2 separate regions of the Homo sapiens genome follow, and region 1 is linked to region 2. Evidence: read pairs that join two places in POLR2A ChIA-PET (ENCODE). Cell type or tissue: PC-9. All regions are shown on one strand.

What was found. ChIA-PET counts read pairs that join two places held together with the same protein. Peaks named below come from ENCODE experiments on the same cell type or tissue, not always from the same donor. Only the 100,000 strongest peaks of a DNase experiment are listed, where the experiment ranks them.
Region 1: POLR2A ChIA-PET joins it to region 2 with 5 read pairs; 1 of 35 experiments calls an interaction of 5 or more read pairs at or near these places.

What each region holds. Positions count from the first base shown.
Region 1 is chr2:148,867,773-148,872,772 of GRCh38, reverse strand. It overlaps the pseudogene RPS20P13 and the pseudogene USP8P2. Among named protein-coding and RNA genes, the nearest start is that of KIF5C, 5.0 kb to the left of the region's middle. In PC-9, no CTCF peak of the experiment used is centred here; DNase peaks (open chromatin) are centred at 2,042 and 2,372; H3K4me3 peaks cover 636 bases; H3K27ac peaks cover 864 bases.
Region 2 is chr2:149,449,337-149,454,336 of GRCh38, reverse strand. The region is part of intron 3 of LYPD6 (LY6/PLAUR domain containing 6); the gene reads right to left. Among named protein-coding and RNA genes, the nearest start is that of LYPD6, 120 kb to the right of the region's middle. RefSeq lists an enhancer at 3,652-4,192. In PC-9, no CTCF peak of the experiment used is centred here; a DNase peak (open chromatin) is centred at 2,396.

The DNA of each region.
Region 1 (5,000 bases), 580 kb after region 2:
AAGAACTCTACCTGAGTTCTTCACTAAAAGACCTCAATAAGAAGACAGAAGTTAAACCAGAGAAAATAAGCACTAAGAGGATTACGTCCATTCAATACTTGGAACTGCAAACATCAAAAAAGCCATTGAAGAAGCTGAAAGACTCTCTGAGAGCCTTAAACTAAGATATAAAGAAGCTGAAGTCCGGAAATAACTTGAGGAAAAGGACAGGCAGAAGGAAGCACAGCAACTACAACAAAAAAGGCAGGAAACAGGAAGAGAGGATGGTGGCACATTGGCTAAAGTTTCTTTGGAGAATGTATTGGATTCCAAAGACAAAACCCAAAAGAGCAATGGTGAAAAGAGTGAAAAAATGTGAGACCAAAGAGAAAGGAGCAATTACAACAAAGGAACTATACACAATGATGACGGATAAAAACATCAGCTTGATTATAATGATTGCTCGAAGAATGCAGAATTATCAGGATTCCTGTATTTTACATTCTCTCAGTGTTCCTGAAGAAGCCATCAGTCCAGGGTGGGTTATTGTGTAGTAAAGTGGTAAACTGTGTAGTAAGCAGTAAACTGTGGACCTTAGTAAATGTTACTACTTAGCATTCAAGCTAAATGTGATAAAGTAGTCTTTTCCTGTTAACTTTTTAAATCTTTGCCTCTTTTTTTGGGGGGGGGCAGGGCCAGAGGGGGAGGTGCGTTTTAAGAGCAGAGGTTTAATAGGCAAAAGAAAGAAAAAGGAGAACAGGGCCGGGCTCGGTGTCTCACACCTGTAATCCCAGCACTTTGGGAGGCCGAGGCAGGTGGGTCACAAGGTCAGAAGTTTGAGACCAGCCTGATCAGAATGGTGAAACCCTGTCTGTACTAAAAATGCAAAAATTAGCCGGGCATGGTGGCATGCGCCTGTAATCCCAGCTACTCAGGAGGCTGAGTCAGGAGAATCACTTGAACCCGGGAGGCGGAGGTTGCAGTGAGCCAAGATCGCACCACTGCACTCCAGCCTAGGTGACAGAATGAGACTCTGTCGCAAAAAAAAAAAAAAAGAAAAAGGAGAACAGCTCTCTCATTTTTGAGAGTGAGAGGTGCCCAAATGGCACTTCCCTAAATCTTTGCTTCTTAAAGACACACTTTACGCTTTATGAAGGTTGAAGTTACAGATTTCCTAACTTTTGATTTGGCTGTTTTCTCCTATTTGTGGTATTTAGAATCCTATCAAAAGAGAAATGAAGTTGCCTTTTCCCTCTCTCCCCAGGTGTTTGTTGACTGATTTTTCCTATTATTTTCTGTTTATAAGCATGTGAATGATATGTACCAAATTGACTAAAATTGTGAACTAATTGAATTGTTTTACATGTTGAAATTCCCTATATTATCTGTGATACAAGAGTATCCAAATACTGTGTGTGTGCTTTAAAGAGTACAGTCTCTGATGTCAGACTCTATTCAAATAATTGTCACCTACTAGCTGCATTATTTCTAGCTAGTGACTTAGCATTTCTAAGCTCATGTTTCCATCTGTAAAATGGGGATAATAACAGAACCTATCTTACAGAGGTTTCAGGAGATTTAAATGAGAAACGTTATATATATACACACACACACACACACACACACACACACTTTAGCACAGGTCCTGGCACGAGTAAGGACTTAATTTAAAATTTTTTCTTTCTTTTTTAGTAAAAAGGCCTTTAACCTATGAAATAATTTAAAGTGACTTGCATGGGTATATTGTACAGTAGAAATCATGATAGTGGCAGAGCTAAACCTCCAGATACAGGGCTATTTTCACTATTTCGAGCATTCTTATATAGATCCTATTACCTCTCTGGGTCTTAATTTAATTTTAAAATTAGGTAATGAAATCTGTATAGTTCTTGGCATATTGCAGATGCTTGACAAATGTTTGACCTGAAGCATAGAGTGCTTTGTAAATAAGCTATTTAAAAATTAGAGCTCTTGGGCAGGGTGCAGTGGCTCACACCTGTAATCCAAGCATTTTGAAAGGCCAAAGTGGGCGGATCACTTGAGGTCAGGAGTTCCAGACCAGCCTGGCCAACATGGTGAAACCCCATCTTTACTAAAAATACTTCAGCCGGGTGTGGTGGTGCATGCCTATAATCCCAGCTACTCGGGAGGCTGAGGCAGGAGAATCGCTTGAACTTGGGAGGCAAAGGTTACAGTGAGCTGAGATCACGCCACTGCACTCCGGCCTGGGCTACAGAGGGAGACTCCGTCTCAAAAAAAAAAAAAAAAAAAAAAAAAAAAGTTAGAGCTCTTTGAGGAAGACACCGTCGAAAGTGGTGCCGAGCTGTGGTCTGCCCGCTTCTGCTCCTGCTCCTGACTCACTGCTGTTGCTCTCGCCAAGGAACCAGTCGGTCAGGAAGCCACGCAGCAGCTGTGGCTTTTAAAGATACTGGAAAAACACCCTTGGAGCCGGAGGTGGCAATTCACTGAATTCGAATCACTGTTTATGAGCCACAGCTTAAAATCCCTGGAGGAGGTGTGTGCTGACTTGATCAGAGGAGCAAAGGAAAGGAATCTCAAAGTGAAAGGACCAGTTCAAATGCCTACTAAGACTTCGAGAATCGCTACAAGAAAAACTCCTTTTGGTGAAGGTTCTAAGACATGGGATCATTTCCAGATGAGAATCCACAAGCAACTCATTGACTTGCACAGCCCTTCTGAGATTAAGCAGATTACTTCCATCAGTATGGAGCCAGGAGTTGAGGTGGAAGTCATCATTGGAGATGCTTAAGTCAACTATTTTAATAAATTGATCGCCAGTTGTTAAAAAAAAATGGGCAAAGGACTTGAAAAGACATTTTTTCAAAAAAGATATACAAATAGCCAATAAGCACATAAAAAGTATGCAATATCACTAATCATCAGGAAAATGCAAATCAAAATCACAATGAGATACCACTTCACACCCATTAGAATGGCTACTACCAAAAAAAAAAAAGAAAGAAAGAAAAGAAAAGAAGTGTTGACCAAGACATGAAGAAATAAAAGCTCTTGTGCATGGTTAATGGAATGTAAAATGGTACAACTGCTATGGAAAAAAGTATGGTGGTTCATCAAAAAATTAAAAATAGAATTTCCATATGATCCAGCAATTCTACTTCTAGGTATATACCCCCAAAAAGATTGAAATCAGGTACTCAAACAGGTATCTGTGCACTTGTGTTCATAGCAGCAGTATTCACAATAGCCAAAAGATGGAAGCAACCCAAATGTCCATCAACTGATGAATAGGTAAACAAAATGTGGTGTATATATGCAATGGAATATTATTCAGCCCTAAAAAGAAGTACTAACTTATGCTACCACATAGATGAAGCTTGAAGACATTATGCTAAGTGAAAATAAGCCAGTCACAAATGGGCAAATGCTATATGAGTCCACTTACATGAGGTACCTAGAGTAGTCAAGTTCCTGGGACAGGAAGTAGAATGGTGGTTGCCAGGATACGGGAGGGAGAGGGAATGGGGAGTTATTATTTAATGGGTATGGAATTTCAGTTCAGGAAGATGGAAAATATTCTAGAGATAGATGATGGTGATGACTGCATAACAGTGTAATCATAGTTAATGCCACCGAACCGTACACTTTAAAATGGTTAAAATGGTACATTTTATGTTGTATCTATTTTACCACAATAAAAAAAGATAAAAGAAGTGAAAAACCAAAAAGAGGTGTTTTGGTTATTGAGATGATGTGTTTCCCCCTTCTCCTATTGTGTAGGAAGAATGTGGTTTGGAGAATTGTTCCCAAATACAAGAATGGGTCTTGATTAGCCTCAGTCAAACGTGACCACCCCATTCTTTTTCCCAGTGACTGGTTCAGGGATGAGCAAGATAAATGTCAAGGAGACAAAAGGAAAAGTTTGCCAAATTTTTGGAAAGAAATTGTGTTACTCTGCCTTTCCATCTCCAGCTGGAGGATAACATCCAGCTCCAATTGCTATAGGAAATACTCTATGACTTCTTGGAAAACTAGACCAGAGATGAAGCCAAAGATGCATATGACAAAAACCATGAGGCTGGGTCCTTGGTGACATGATCAAGCCACTGGGATCCACCAAAACCAAAGCCCACTGTGCTCTAGACTTCTTGTTCATGAGCCAATAAACTTGCCTGTTCTTTAAATCTTGAAGGTGGAGGACAGCAAGAGTCACAGTGCACGTTAAGTTTACGTGCCCAAAAACAGTGAGGAAGCCTGAGTGACTAGAGTGGAATTAATAAGCAATTCAGTCAAAAGGCAATTTAGGATCCAATCATGCAAAAAACTTGACGGTCAAGCCAAGGATTTTTATCATTGGACTAACCTGGAATCATCTTTGGACACAAAGCAAATCAAATAATCGTGGCAATTAGTTGGTGCTGTTGGTCTTAGACTTTCTAGATCTGCATGGTCCAAGACAATAGCTACTAGCCACAAATAGCTACTGAGCACTTGAAATGGGTTGAGTATGACTGAGAAACTGAATTTTTCATTTTATTTCATTTAATTAATTACAATTTAAATTTAGAAGGTGATACCTGATTGAGTTATTGGAAACTTTTAAGTGTGTTTAGAACAACTTGGTAAATCCACATTTTCAACTGTAAATTTTATAAAATCTAAACACAGATCAAGTATTTCTAATAAAAATTTAATGTCCATAACAAAATGAGCAGTCAGTGTAAAATACAAACAGGACTTTGAAGACAGTGTGAAAATGACTGTAAAATATTTCATTAATAATTATTTTTATTGGTTACATGTTGAAATGGAAATGCTTTGGATATATTGGGTTAAATAAAATATATTAAATAATTGAATAAAACATCACCTGTGTTTCTTTTTCCTTTTTTACATTGACTTCCAGAAATGTTTGAATTACATATGTAGCTCATGAGATATTTTTATTGAACAGCACTGATCTAGATGCCACTGTCAATTCAAAATTTATTGGTCCATAAATAACATCCAGAAAATGTACTGGTGAGGAGTATTGTGTCTTG
Region 2 (5,000 bases):
GTCTCAACATTGTTACCTTTGGGGATGGAGTATAATGACTGGGGCACCCTAGCAGCCTCTGGGGTTCTATTGCTTCATATGGGTGGAAACACAGCATGTTCACTTTGTAAACATTCACAAATTGTGCACTTATGATCTCTTCACTTTGCGGTATGTATATTCAACTTTAAAATTACTTTTAAAAAGGAGGATGTCTAAGACTTTCACTTAGCAATATGACAATAATATGATGAGAGATCATCTGAAAAACATCTTATTACATAGCAGCCAGAAGTGTTGGATAAAATGTAACCAGCACTTTTTGTAAATTACAAATGAATTCTCCAGAAAGGAAAGTGTCAAGGGCCAACACTGGATAAGGTATTGATTTCTCTATCCTAGGGAAAGAACAATGTTAAAAGATAAGCCATAATAAATTGCAAGGCGTTGGGTCCCCATGGGATTCAGAGAGACAACAGAGACTCCTGTATAAATGAAAAAAAATTGGAGGGCTATATTCTAACTGTAAAATTGCCTAAAAGGAAGAAAATTCCACCCTTAGGTTAAGTCAAACACAAAGGTTGTCTGTTTCAGCCTGGGCTATGTCTGAAAAAAGTCAACAATAAAGAAATCGTTCCTGAAAATTTGTAACTATGGTCTTGTCTTCAGTTGAGCTGAGGATCACATTTACATTTCCTGCTTGTAGCAAGAACCATCAGGCAACCAATCTGGAAAAAGCCATCAAGGGATATGTCCAGCTTTTTCTTTACTTTTACAGAAAAACAGTGAAGAGCATAGAAGCTGGAGCCAAAAGAATATGTGTCCTCTAACTCAATAATTTTCTTTTTCTGATTATATATCAGCAGTATTTTCAAATGGAGATTTTGCCTTAGAGGGAGGCATCTGTACTTCATAATTAAGGAGGAACATAATGTCTTTGGCTTAGCTATCCTCCACAAAACAAGCCTTTTTAAAAACTGGAATGTCTTTGACTTCACATTTAATTCCATAGACTTTTAATAACCATTTTTACAGTCCCTCTCTCTAGGATCTTTTCATCTTGCAGCACAGAGAAAAGTCATGGGCAAACGTAGATCCAAGCACACGACATTCAACTCTTGTTTTAGATCATCAGTTCCTTCAATTGGCTCCTAACGTAATGTGATTTCAAGATCCTTTTCCATTCTGGTTCACAAAATCAAGAAAATTGAACAGATTTATAATGAGTAGCTGATGAAATTAAAGTTGTTGCAAAGGAAGTGCTCAGAGATCAAAGATGAAATGGAAGCCAAGCAAGTAAAGCAACCAGAGTCAGTTATGGAGAGCATCTTAAGCTCCCATTTCTAGGAAGGGAGTATAGTACTATGAATCTGGAAGCACCAGAGGCACAAATAATGTAATGGAGGAGAACGCCCTTATATCACACACCTTCTGAAAAGAAGAGAGACAGGGAACCTGAGTTAGCTAGAGGTGTGTCCAGCTGATGCCGCCACTGCCAAAAGAGTGATTCCAGTCAGGAGAAAGCTTTCCTGACACTTACTTGGCCAAACAATAACTCAAAACAAGTCTGAATCCCTGAATGTCAGTCGCTAAGATACACTATGTCTCTATGCACATGCATGTGACTGAGGTTAGCTTTAGAAAATTCTTGACATTCAGTGAATCCCCTAAGCAATTTGGGGTGTGCACTTATTCTGCGTTTATAAGATTGAATACTTAGATGAGGTGATTTTTTTCACTTTCAACAAATTATTTTCACATCAGGTGATAATTTAAACCCAGTTAACTATGTCACAAAGCAAACCAAAAAAACCCAGGAATGTCTTAGAATTTCCATAGCAGTGTCTCAGTTGCCCTTCCTAAGCCCATTGGTAGTCCTAGAGCTGCTTCAGACTACTAACAGAAAAATCTAGAGTTAGCTACTAGTGAAATACATTTTCTATTTTAATTTATTAATAAAATGGCATTATTTTCATTGTTAGAAAAATCTGAAGAAAACCTGGAGGAAAGAGCAGAAGACTCGTGGGAAATAGGGCTGGCCAAGCAGGAAGCTGAGTGTGGCCTCACCCCTTCTCAGCTTACAGCTTTAAGTTCCCACTCCTTACCTGATGCTCAAGGCCCCACAAAAATCACCTGGCTCCACTATTTTGGGTCCCTAATTCTCTCATACAAACTAGTTGCTACTCCCAGGTCAGCTCTCTCCCCATCCACTGAGCACACCTGGGGAGTCTTGTCTCTATGCCTTTGCTCTGAGTGAGTTCCTGGAAGACATGTTCTCTTCAATGCTGGACCTCCAGTTCCAAGTTGTAGAGCTACTGCAATCTTCTCAGCACGTGATGCTTTTGCTGGCTACCTCAGTCCCCAGTAGCTCTTCTTCCTGTAAACTCCCACAGTGCTTAATGCCAGGTTCCACTTGGCACTTACCTTTGTCCTGCTAATTTTGACATCTGATATGTTCAGATCCTATCAGCCCAACTAAACCGCCTGCTCCCTGAAAGAAGAAACCAGATTCCTATCTTTCACTTTGTAATTCCCCAAGGGGCCTAGCATGGTTGTTTTGTGTTCTGAACCTCAGTGCATGACTTTCTATTTATCCCTTTAAATTGAAGGACAGAAAGATAAAAGTAGAGGGGAAAAAAGAGAAAAGGATAAATTGTGTAGAGACCACTCTGCAATACCTTTAGGTATCTGGACTTTGAAATGATAGATTATGACCTCAAAAGAAAGTATCAAGATGGAACTTCCTCTTTTCTCTGTGAGGCATTCAAGCAGTGTTTCTGGTCCCTTGCTTTTTCTTTTTGACAGGGATATACTTGTATACCATCAAACGTGGCCCAGAGCCTACACAGAATACCAGTTCACATTCCTTTTTCCTCTGCATTATCTCCACTAAGGTTACCTCAAAGCTCAGTCAGTACCAGGAGAAGCAGTCACATTTTGCTATGGTCCGAATGTGTCCCCCAGAGTTCATATGCAACTTAATCACCAATGTGAGGATATTAAGAGGTGGGGCATTTAAGGGGTGATTAAGTCATGAGTCTGGAGCCCTCAAGAATGGGATTAGGACCCTTATAAAAGGGTTTGAGGGAGTGGGTCTGTTCCCTTCCCCGCCTTTTGTCTTCTGCCACGTGAGGCCACAGTGTTCCTCCCCTCCAGAGGATGCAGCAGCAAGGTGTCACCTTGAAAGCAGAGAGTCTATGCCCTTCTAGAACCTGCCGGCACCTTGATCTGGGACTTCCCAGCCTCAAGAACTGCGAGAAATAACTTCTATTGTTTATATATTACCCAGTGTGAGGTATTTTATGACAGCATCACAAGTGGACTAAAACACGCTTCCTATATACTAGCTCTGACCAACAGGGCAACAGCTTCAAAAGCAAATCAGCCAGCTTTATCACCACAGGAACTAGCCCAAAGATGACTAGATATACAAAGCAAATCATCTTGGTTTTGCCTGAAGTCACTGTTCATGATGGTTCTTAAATTTGGTTGCATATTAGAACCATCTGGAGGGCTTTTAAAAATCCTTATGCCTAGCTGGACCATTTAATATGAATCGCTGGGAACAAATCTAGGTGTTAGTGTTTTCGAAAGTTTACCAGGTAATTTCAATAGACAGCCAAGTCTGAGAAGCAGTGGTTTAATCAGATCCATTAGCAATGTTCATTCCACAGTGGTAATGTTAGAAAATACTGGCCCATTTGGAAATGAGCAGTGACTACAGACGGCAATAAAACTTATTTTCGATTACTCAGACGGCTGGATATCTAGTTTTCAGTTAAGCCAATCTTTAGTGCTTCCATGTTTTTCTCTGCCCTGTAGGCCCTATTATCATCTCTACCTAAAAGTCAACAAGAAGAGCCTAGAAATGACAACACTACATTTCTGTTTCTTATGTAGAGGAGCTCCCTGTGGTTCTTACCCCTGACTTTTCATTAGAATCATCTGCAATATTTAAAGTACCAATGCAGGGCCCTAATCTCAGAAATGCTGGCTCAATTTGTGTAGAGCTGTGATTCTTAACTCATCACCTGACAACCCTTTAGAAATGCAAATTCTCAGGCCCTATCTCAGACCCACTGAATCAGAAATGTGGGTGAAGAAGTGGGTGGGAGCAGAAATCTATGTTTTAATAAGCCCTCTGGAGAATGATGCTGCTGCTGAAGCTTGAAAACCACTGGTCTAGACAGGGCAAGGCTTTCAGTGATTTCTTTGAAAAATTCCACAGGTGTTTCTACTGGACACACTAGGTGGAGTGGAGGCTCCTGGGTTAGAGTACTAGCTTGGATAGTTGACATGTTTCCTTTAATTTTGGTTTCCATGCTCTCCCAATTTCCAATCCTCCACAAGAGGCAGAATACCATTCACTGGGTTAAGTATGAGAACTCTTATATAATACTCGTGTTATACTGAAAAATAATGGATTTGGTGTGGTTGTGTCCAAGCCATTTTAACAACTGAATTAGATCAGCAGTGAAACCCATCTAACTATTCACTCGAACATTTGTCAATAAAATTCCCTGTGCTCATTATCTCTACCCCCACCAAATAAATAGACTTTCCTCCAAAGTAAAATAGCCAGTTAACAGTGACTCTGTAGCCAAATATAACCATCTATTTCTTTTTGATAGGATAAAAGAGACATGAATATAATGGGTATTTATTTTGAAATGGGCCTTTCGGTCAAAATTCCATGCTTCAGTTCAGTGTTCATCTCATCCTTCAAAAAAAACTTAATAGTTTAAAAATCTCAGGGATTTTATTTGTGCAATGATGACATTCAGAATTCTAAATTCTAGAGACTGCATGAAAGTCTCTGGCAAGATATGTAATCAATGGAATCTTTATATGAACATCAATTCATACATTACATAAAAGAGGTTACTATGCACTGACTAATGCCTCAGAGTGGCAGACAGACTGGCTGTTCTCTTTTCCTACATTTGACTGGGCCCGGGGGTACAGGCGAAGGTATCACCTCCTGTGGAGTGCCAAAAATACTTCATGAGAAAGGAAACAAT